2 separate regions of the Homo sapiens genome follow, and region 1 is linked to region 2. A link is a contact called in ENCODE Hi-C data. All regions are on one chromosome and are shown on one strand. Each heading gives the region's core, a stretch centred on a gene start or an enhancer-like site at or near the end of the contact. The rest is flanking DNA. Distances are from core to core; before and after follow the strand shown.

Region 1 (4,831 bases), core at 1,598-4,097, 990 kb after region 2:
GGACATGATCTCATTCTTTTTTATGGCTGCATAGTATTCCATGGTGTATGTACCACATTTTCTTTATCCAGTCTATCACTGATGGGCATTTAGGTTGATTACATGTCTTTGCTTATTGTGAATAGTGCCGCAACGAACATACACGTGTATGTGTCTTAGAATAATTTATATTCCTTTGGGTATATGCACAGTAATGAAACTGCTGGGTTGAATGGTATTTCTATCTTTAGGACTTTGAGCAATCATCACAGTCTTCCACAATGGCTGAACTGATTTACACTCCCACCGAGAGTGTGTAAGTGTTCCTTTTTCTCCATAACCTTGCCAGCATCAATTATTTTTTGTTTTGTTCATGTTTCTTAAAGCACATAGGTAATCATTTTTCTTAGGTGTATACCTAGGGGTAAGATGGCTGTGTTGTAAGTTATTTGCAGGTTGAACTTGGTTAGGTAACAGCAAATTGTTTTCCGATATAATTGTACCAAGTTAGACTCCTGTCAACTAAATACAAAAACTCCCATTCATTCACATCCTTACATGGTATTGTCAGGTTTTAAAATTTCTGCCAATCCAGAGAGTGTGTAATCATATGTTACTATGATTTTAATCTGCATGTGTTTGTTTATTAATGAAGCTGAGCATCTTTTTATATATTTACTAGCCAATTGGGTTTCTTCCTTTGTGAAATGCATGTTTAAGAATATGAATGTACAGTATCATTTTTCTTTTTGGTTATCTGGCTTTTTTATTGATTCACATGTGTGCTGAACCAGTATTATTTATGTGCCACAAACGTCTTTACCACTTTGGGCTTGTTTTCTCATTCTCCATAGTTACCACTCAGTGAACAGAAGTCCTACTCACTTTTTTTTCCAACAATAAGTGAAAGACCCCTCATGCTTTTTTTTTTTTCTTTTTTGAGATGGAGTTTCGCTCTGTTGCCCAGGCTGGAGTGCTGTGGTGCGATCTTGGCTCACTGCAAGCTCTGTTTCCTGGGTTCACACCATTCTCCTGCCTCAGCCTCCCGAGCAGCTGGGACTACAGGTGCCTGCCACCATGCCCGGCTAATTTTTTGTATTTTTACTAGAGACAGGGTTTCATCGTTTTAGCCAGGATGGTCCCGATCTCCTGACCTCGTGATCCACCCGCCTCGACCTCCCAAAGTGCTGGGATTACAGGCGTGAGCCACCACACCCGGCCTCCTCATGCATTTTTAACTTTTGAACTATTTTATAAGAATTTTTTAGGTCTGGCCAGGCACGGCGGCTTACACCTATAATCCCAGCACTTAGGGAGGCTGAGGCAGGCAGATCACTTGAGGTCAGGAGTTCGAGACCAGCCTGGCAAACATGGTGAAACCCCATCTCTACTAAGATTACAAAAATTAGCTGGGCATGGTGGCATGTGCCTGTAGTCCAGCTACTCAGGAGGCTGAGCCAGGAGGATCACTTGAACCTGGGAGGTGGAGGGTGCAGTGGGCCGAGATCGCACCACTGCACTCCAGCTTGGGTGACAGGACAAGACTCCATCTCAAAATAAATAAATAAATAAATAAATAAATAAAGCACTTAGAAAGGAAAAGAATTATGTTAAATATACATGTTGGTCTTACAGTCTAGAAATTCAGTTGCTTTGACTATAAAATACAAAAAGCAAAGGCTCTGGGATAAGACCACTGTGATACGAAGCTAAGATAGTGATCTCTGATAGTCTGGCCAAACTGCAGCAAAACCAACCAAAACTAAACAAAAAACAAAAATGTCCCCATATGTAGACATACGGAAATGGGCTGCAAAAAGATGAACGTACACCTGAATTCCTGGTGACATCTGGGCAGCCCCTCAGCAGGTAGCACAGTTCTTCCTGAGCTAGCTGCTCCACTCTGCTGTTTCCTCTGACTCGCATTTTCTGTTAACCTTCCTCTTGGAATCCTTTGACAATGACTCACAGGGTTATGGGGCTACTTAGCAATACCACAGCCCTCCGCAATAGATGCTGTGTAGGAGGGACGCAGCTCAGTGGATTGTAGTCTGCACCAGTATTTTCCTTTCTGCATTCAGGGAGGATTTGCTTTTCAGCCACATTTCCCTCAAACACAGCCCCGACAGGAGATGCTTAGCGCAGAGATTTCTAAACGATGAAATGATCTGAGTTTGGCTCCTTAATCATAATGAAACTAAAAACAGTAAGATGAGAAAACAACAGGGGGATCATCATTCCTACAAAAAACAACTTTATACTTGGGCAAAATCAAGAGATTAAAAAAAAAAAGCTCAAACTAACATTTTCCAACCTTTCACTAAGAGCAAGGGCTAAAACCACATGTTTTGAAGGTCTTGCACTGTGTTATTATTAGAAGTCACAATTCTATTGATACTGATGAGTCATTCGTATCGGCGGAAACCAAGAACTTCCATCAACATCATGTTACACACAGTCACTGTGGCTTTTCTTTATTACTGGTCAAAGCTGCTTCAGAATGCTTATTGAAACTTAAGAAAAAGAAGGCAAACTCCTCAAGGGTGTGCAAAGCTTTCCCTTCCCCAGCTGATCTTACTTTAATCATCCTTTTTCAAGACAGTTTATGATGATTGGATCAACTTGTATCTACAAAAGGAAGTTTATTTAGAAGCCTCAGAAAAGCAACATTTCACACTTTCCGATGAAAATAAGCAAAACTGAACTCTGAAAACAAACAGTGAAACCATCTCTGAAAATACATGCTAGCTTTAAAATGACCTGAGGTCAAGTTTTTTGTTTTGTTTTTTAACCTCAATAACAGGGAACGGATATAAACAAAAGCTGTCATCACTTAGGGACTTCAGCCACATAAAACAATGTCAGGCTAGTCACTTGCACCCTCGCCCCTGCTTCCCTACTCAGGACACACTGCTTTGCACTGAGGGAGAAGTGGGTCAGGTTTCAGTTACGCCAAGAAAGCCTAACTAAGTTAAAGGTTTATGAAAACTCTTTCTGATCTTAGTAGGAAATAACAGCACATTCCCTTTTCATTTATTATCAGCCCCTTTTGCCTCTCCCCTTAAATATTCCCAGAAAAATAAAGTGAAGCAAAAAAAAAGTTTTCCTGAGGCATATCCAGAAATGCTATGAATCTTTATGCAGTCCCTACAAAGGTAGAAATTTGTCCAATTTTCTCCCCTGCAACCAGAAGGCTGTGTCTGGCTGCTGGCAGGAGAAGAGGACCCAGCTCAGCAGTGACCACAGATCTGAAAATAGCCTCCCAGTAGCTAACCAGCCCAGCAGCCCGGAGCTCTCCAAGGGCGGTGCTGGTACTATGGGCAGTTTACAGTGCGGCCAGCTGAGTGCTACAACAGCTGCATGAGTCAGCAAGCACTGCTGGTAGGAAAGTGCTGACATGCTAAATTACTCTCGTGTACTTGAGATGCACACACCTACCTGGCAAAAACAAAAACAGGGTACATGCAAATTAGCAAACGGGAACCTCTCTACGCTTGCAGTTTCTATTTTCCAAGGTTAGACCAAAAATATAAATAATCTATGCCACTGCTCAAAAAGAAGTAACAACTAATAATAATTAATCATGGTAATAAACAACTCACTCTTAGTGTTGCTATGTGTGGAACAGCTGCACTGAAATCTCACGAGCCAGTTAATTTTAACTGGTTTTAATTTTAACTAGATTTAACTGCTTTTCCTCCCTTCTGAAAAATCAAAATAGTTACCATATCGACCACAAGAACTGGTAACAGACAAGCACAGTTCCTGTTTTTCAGAGGGGACTTACTTTCAAACCCACAATATCAACACGCTTAACATAAGTGGAAATTTAAAATGTACTGTTTAATGTGGGAAATTTAAAACCTGTATGCTAATTGAGATCTCATGTGCCAGGCTTTGTCTGACAATGCCTCTCATTCATCTATGTTCTCTCGTTTTATACGGGACCTAAAAATCTGCAGGAACACTGGTTGTCTGGAACTGAGAATACATTTTCCCACAGAAATAGGGCCAGGCCAATGAGCTAGGATTCCTTGATAGTCCGTGAAAATGTCTTGAACTTAAAATATGAGAGGTTAAATTTATAATCTAAAAAGAAAATGATACTACAATGATAGTTCCAAAACCATTTAAAAGAAAATACTCTTGATTAACTGTGTTTGAGGAAATGTCTAACTACAGGAGGATGAAGGGACACAGTCTTCCAAGTGACACTTTCAGACTTCAACTTTAGGGTCATTCTGGTTCTCTAACATGGTTTCAATTGATAGTTTCATTTAAAATGCATAGAATTCTCTTACTTTGGCATAAAGTATTGTTAGAAAAAAAATCTTTATACTTACCGGTTTTAAGTACTGTTTTGTTCTCCAAAAAAAAAATTGAGACTTGGAAAACAAAAAAGGAGGAGAAACAAGTACAAAGAGGGGGTACTAGAGAGAGGGAAACAAATTAAGTCTGGAACAAAGAAAGACACGGAGGTATAACTAAACTGCAAAAACAAAGGAGAGGTAGGAACTAGAGGGCAGTTCCCCGCTAGACAGTGTGTTCCCAGAGAAAGAGGACTCTTCATCATACCCAGCTCTGGAGGTGACAGTGAAGTCCTGCAAGACAGTTCCACAGACTGGCACTAGATGGAGCCATCAACTCAACATAGCATGGTTGCTGGAGAAGGGTATGGTGGGGGAGAGGTGGGACTGAAGGGCGTTGACTCTACAGCCAGGTATTTACCTGCCAACAACTCTATCTAAAATAAGTATAGTTTAATTAATCAACCAACTCTCCTAATGTCCAGATGTCACCACCATGCTGACACCACTATGCTTGTGGTATGTCAAATTGGGACACACCAATT
Region 2 (4,343 bases), core at 1,276-3,775:
TGACATCTGGGCATCCAGGAAAGCCCTGCAGGAGATTACAGGTGCCCAGAGGACCAACTGCCATGGGGAGGAGGCTTGGAAGGAAGGAGGAGTGGCCCCCACCTATACTGTGGTGGCTGAGATCTTGACTTCTATGGAAGGTGATGCCTCTTTCCTTAGCAGCTTCCCCAAAGTCAGAGCCCTCCCCAGGGTCAGAAGCTTACCCAGGCAGGGGCAGGGAGCAGTCCTGACCCTCTACGCTCTGGAGGGCCCCACAGAAGGGCCCAGCAGATGCAGTGGTCACACCACAAGGAGTCCACTTTCCTCCTGGAACTGGCTTGAGGAAGGAGCAGCGTGATGGGGACTGTGGCGTGTTGCAGCATTCTGCTCAGAGTCAGGGTTTCTGGGAACATGGCAGGATTTCATCTGCCGTTCCAAGAGCTAGCTCCTGGTGGGAGCATTTTCATAAGGCTTTCGCTTTTGCAGCTGATGTCACAAAAGAAACCTAAGTTCTGCCTCTGGCTGTTCGGTGGCCATCACCTAACTCCTTGGACCCCAGGCTCTTCTTCTACATACTGAAGGTACTGACCAGGTGATGGCCCAGGCTCCTGATAGCATCACTAGCCTTGGGTAAAAAGGTACAACACATTGTTCGGAATAGCACCCACACTCGGTGCACACCCACAAAAGACCACACTGAGGCACGGCCACGTTATGACTTTTGAGGACCCTGGGCACTTTTGCTTCATGGGCCTCTTCCTCTATAAAAAAATATCAAAAAGCATATTTTATGATTGTGTTGGTTTAATGATGAACATATTAATAGTATATATTAAAACAACTTCTGCTTAAAAGTTTGTTTTTCTTATTTTAAGATAAAGCAAAAACATTTTGTTGTGGGCCCCAGGCAGTGTGCCTATGCCGCCTAATGAATATGTCAGCTCTGCGCCAAGACATGCAAGTAGGAGACAAGAAAGGGACCCAGCTAGGAGGGGGGTCCAACCTCAGCTGACCTGGGACATTTACTTCACCTCTCTGTGCCTCAGTTTCCTCATCTGGGGACAATAATAGTATCTACTTTGTAGAACTGATGAGAGGATTAAAATAAGATTACATATATATATGTACCTTGATTAGAATGGTGCCTGGCATAAAAAAAAATCCCTATGAAAGTGGTAGTTGTGGCTGGGCACAGTGGCACACGCCTGTAATCCCAGCACTTTGGGAGGCTGAGGTGGGTGGATCACTTGAGGTCAGGAGTTCAAGACCAGCCTGGCCAACATGGTGAAACCCTGTCTCTACTAAAAATACAAAAGAATTAGGCATGGTGGTGCATGCCTGCAATCCCAGCTATTCAGGAGGCTGAGGGAGGAGAATCGCTTGAACCTGAGAGGCAGAGGTTGCAGTGAGCTGAGATTGCGCCTCTGCACTCCAGCCTAGGTGACAAAGTGAAACTCCGTCTCGAAAAAAAAAGTGGTAGTTGTCATGCATGTTATTGTTGGTTATTGTGTTTCCTAGCCACTGTACGCCTCTATGCTCTTAACTGTTGCTGTGCAAGAAAAGTGGAGCTTCTTGCTTTTGGGGACGCCTTGCTTAGACTTCCTGGAGCAGATGTAGCTATTTTAAAGCTGCTTATTAGTATAACTTTATTTTCGTAAAATTCCTTGGCAGGCTTGCCCATGACGAATCCCCGAGGAAACCCAAGAGCTACCAGAAATATGGTGGCCTCTTCTTGACCTTCCGTGGGCGTCAATCAGGTTGCGGTTGGAAGGGAGATGAGTCACAGGCCTGTAATCTGCCACCTGCTTTTCTCCTTCTGCTTAGCAGGTGTCAGAGCTCAGGGAATTTAGTGGGAGGCTTTGAGGCCTTTTAAAATGCATAGGCTTCTGGGATAAATTAATTTCTTAATCCCTTAACAGTCACACAAGAGGAAGGTCTGGCAGCTGGGTTTTTCAGAGGGGACAGGAACAAATGTCTGTCAGGGGTTTTACATACATTATCTTGTTTAATCTGGACAACAACCCCATATGTGGGGATTACTCTCCCCATTTTATAAACAAACAAATGGAGGCTCAAAGGATTGGTGACCTGCCTGGAGGTCACAGCTACTCCTTTTTACTGCCCCAGAATGATAGGACCTACTAGAGGATCAAGGGCAGAGAAAAAGGAAAAAGGGAAGCCAGCCCGCCTGGGTCTGTCTTGGCCAAGGTTCATCAACTGAAATTCTTGGTGCCTCAGTTTCCCCAAGAGGAGAGGAAAGTTGGCCCAGGGATCTCATACATTCTGCTATTCTTACCCCACTCTCTGCCTAGTCAGAGCAGATGACTGATTCCTTTCCCAGCTGCTATGGCCTGAATGTTTATGTCCCTGACAAATGTGTATGTTGCAATCCTAACCCGCAATGGGATGGTACTAGGAAGTGGGCCTTTGGAAGGTGATGAGATCCTGAGGGTGGAGCCCTCACCAGTGGGATTAGTGCTCTTAGAAAAGAGGCCCTAGAGAGCTGCCTTGCCCCACCCACTATGTGAGGTTACAGTGAGAAGGCACCGTCTATGAACAGAAAGTGGGCCCTCAGCACACATGGAAACTGTTGGCACCTTGATCTTACTTCCGGCCCCTGGAAACATGAGAAATACGTTTCCATTGTCTATAAACTGCCCAATCTATGGTGTTTTGTGTGAAAGCCAGAACTGACTAAGACACTGTCCACCTTCTCCATAGCATTTCTCTAGTTCCTGGGAAGGACACCCACTGGCCATGCCTCCCCTCCCTGACCCCAAGACTAACAGAGCACCTTTGGGGGCAGGTGTGCAAGAAATCTTTGTAATGAGTTAAGCTCTTGTTGCTGCACTGGAAAACAGGTGACTCCATCAAAACAGCAAACTCCCAGGTAGTCATGGCAACAAAGTTGCAATGCCTTGTTCAGAATTCCACTCACACCCAGACACACACACATGCCAAAATAGTGCAGAGGGAGGGCCACACTAGGACTTTTGAGGATCCTGGGCACCTCTGCCTTCATGGGCCTCTTCCTCTATAAAAATGACAGAGGAGCTATTTTGTGTCCTGATTCTCCTTGCCTGCTCTTATATTTGTAGGACAAAAAAGTTGGCAGCTGCAGGGCCTGTCTCCTTTGTGAATGTAAATGGCTTAGTCACTGGTGGGCCCTCTTTAGTCAACGGCCCTCTCCACTACTTCCTGCTCTTTTCTCCTTGGGAAAATTAGGGACTCAGGAAATGGAGTCAGATTTATGTGAGTGGGAAAATTGCACCATCTGAGGAAGCGCTGTGCCAGAGGGAGCCAGAGAGGGCAGCACATCACATCCCTGGGGCCAACCTCCCACCTGGCATCAAGGAAGAACAGTCCTACCTCCGAAGGCGGGTCTCATGCTGAAGTCGTGCTCGTCCACTCTGAGAAGCTGCTGAGGCTTTCCCTTCCGGATCTTGGTCACATCAAGGTTCTTCTTATATAAGTGACTGTGAAGACAAGCAAGAAACTATTTTCCATCGGCTCTTCAATGCATTGAGTGAGATGATTTGGGCTATTACTCCCTGCAAGATCTACCTGTTAGGTACCTTTTCTCCATTCTACTTCTTGGCCCAGGGGAGAAGGAGGGCTGAAGGACCCTCCACACACACGCCAGATCCTCACAGGTAGACTGACCTGAGGACCAGGTTCTTCTGGAGCCTTCTGAAAGTGGATGCCCTCCTGGGCAGGACAACATTCTACCTTGGTAAAGGCTATAATTGGATGAAAATGGTTGGATTGGCTGCTAGCTAGACTAATAAAGAAGAAAAGGGAGAAGATCAAAATAAACACAATTAGAAATGAGAAAGGGGGCTAGGTGCAGTGGCTCACACCTGTAATCCCAGCACTTTGGGAAGCTGAGGTGGGCAGATTGCTTGAGGTCATGAGTTTGAGACCAGCCTAGCCAACATGGTGAAACCCCATTTCTACTAAAAATACAAAAATTAGCTGGGCATGGTGGCACACACCTGTAGTCCCAGCTACTCAGGAGGCTAGGGCACAAGAATCACTTGAACCAAGGAGACGCAGGTTGCAGTGAGTGGAGATTGCGCCACCCGGGTGATAGAGTGAGACTCTGTCGCAAAAAAAAACAAAAAGAAATGACAAAGGGGATGTTACCACTGACCCCACAGAAATACAAATAACCATCAGAGACTACCATGAACAACTCTGTGTACACAAACTAGAAAACCTAGAAGAGATGGATAAATTCCTGGACACATACACACCCCAAACCAAATAGTGAACCAGGAAGAAATTGATTCCTTGAATAGACCAATAATGAGCTCCGAAGTTGAAGTTGAATCAATAATAAATAGCGTACCAACCAAAAAAAA

Evidence for each region. A loop is a pair of places that touch in the nucleus more often than their neighbours do. Pooled maps may share reads with other maps.
Region 1: a loop to region 2 is called in a map of endothelial cell of umbilical vein, with 25 times the contacts of the local background. The contact joins two enhancer-like sites. A Hi-C loop is called at or near these places in 1 of 168 maps with a recorded cell type or tissue (endothelial cell of umbilical vein), 5 of 37 single-sample maps with no recorded cell type and 8 of 50 pooled maps.

Annotation. Positions count from the first base shown.
Region 1 is chr6:90,282,475-90,287,305 of GRCh38, forward strand. All of the region lies in intron 1 of BACH2 (BACH transcriptional regulator 2), which reads right to left. Among named protein-coding and RNA genes, the nearest start is that of BACH2, 12 kb to the right of the region's middle. RefSeq lists an enhancer at 3,072-3,572. Within about 2 kb of position 2,848, at least 33 of the 41 ENCODE cell types and tissues checked have a DNase peak (open chromatin) inside an H3K27ac peak, as active enhancers do; they include endothelial cell of umbilical vein, where a contact is called at or near this core.
Region 2 is chr6:89,296,411-89,300,753 of GRCh38, forward strand. It overlaps GABRR2 (gamma-aminobutyric acid type A receptor subunit rho2), which reads right to left. Exons shown (of 9, transcript NM_002043.5): 2 at 3,349-3,455. Among named protein-coding and RNA genes, the nearest start is that of GABRR2, 17 kb to the right of the region's middle. RefSeq lists enhancers at 919-2,118, 1,504-1,813, 2,240-2,309. Within about 2 kb of position 2,526, at least 17 of the 41 ENCODE cell types and tissues checked have a DNase peak (open chromatin) inside an H3K27ac peak, as active enhancers do; they include endothelial cell of umbilical vein, where a contact is called at or near this core.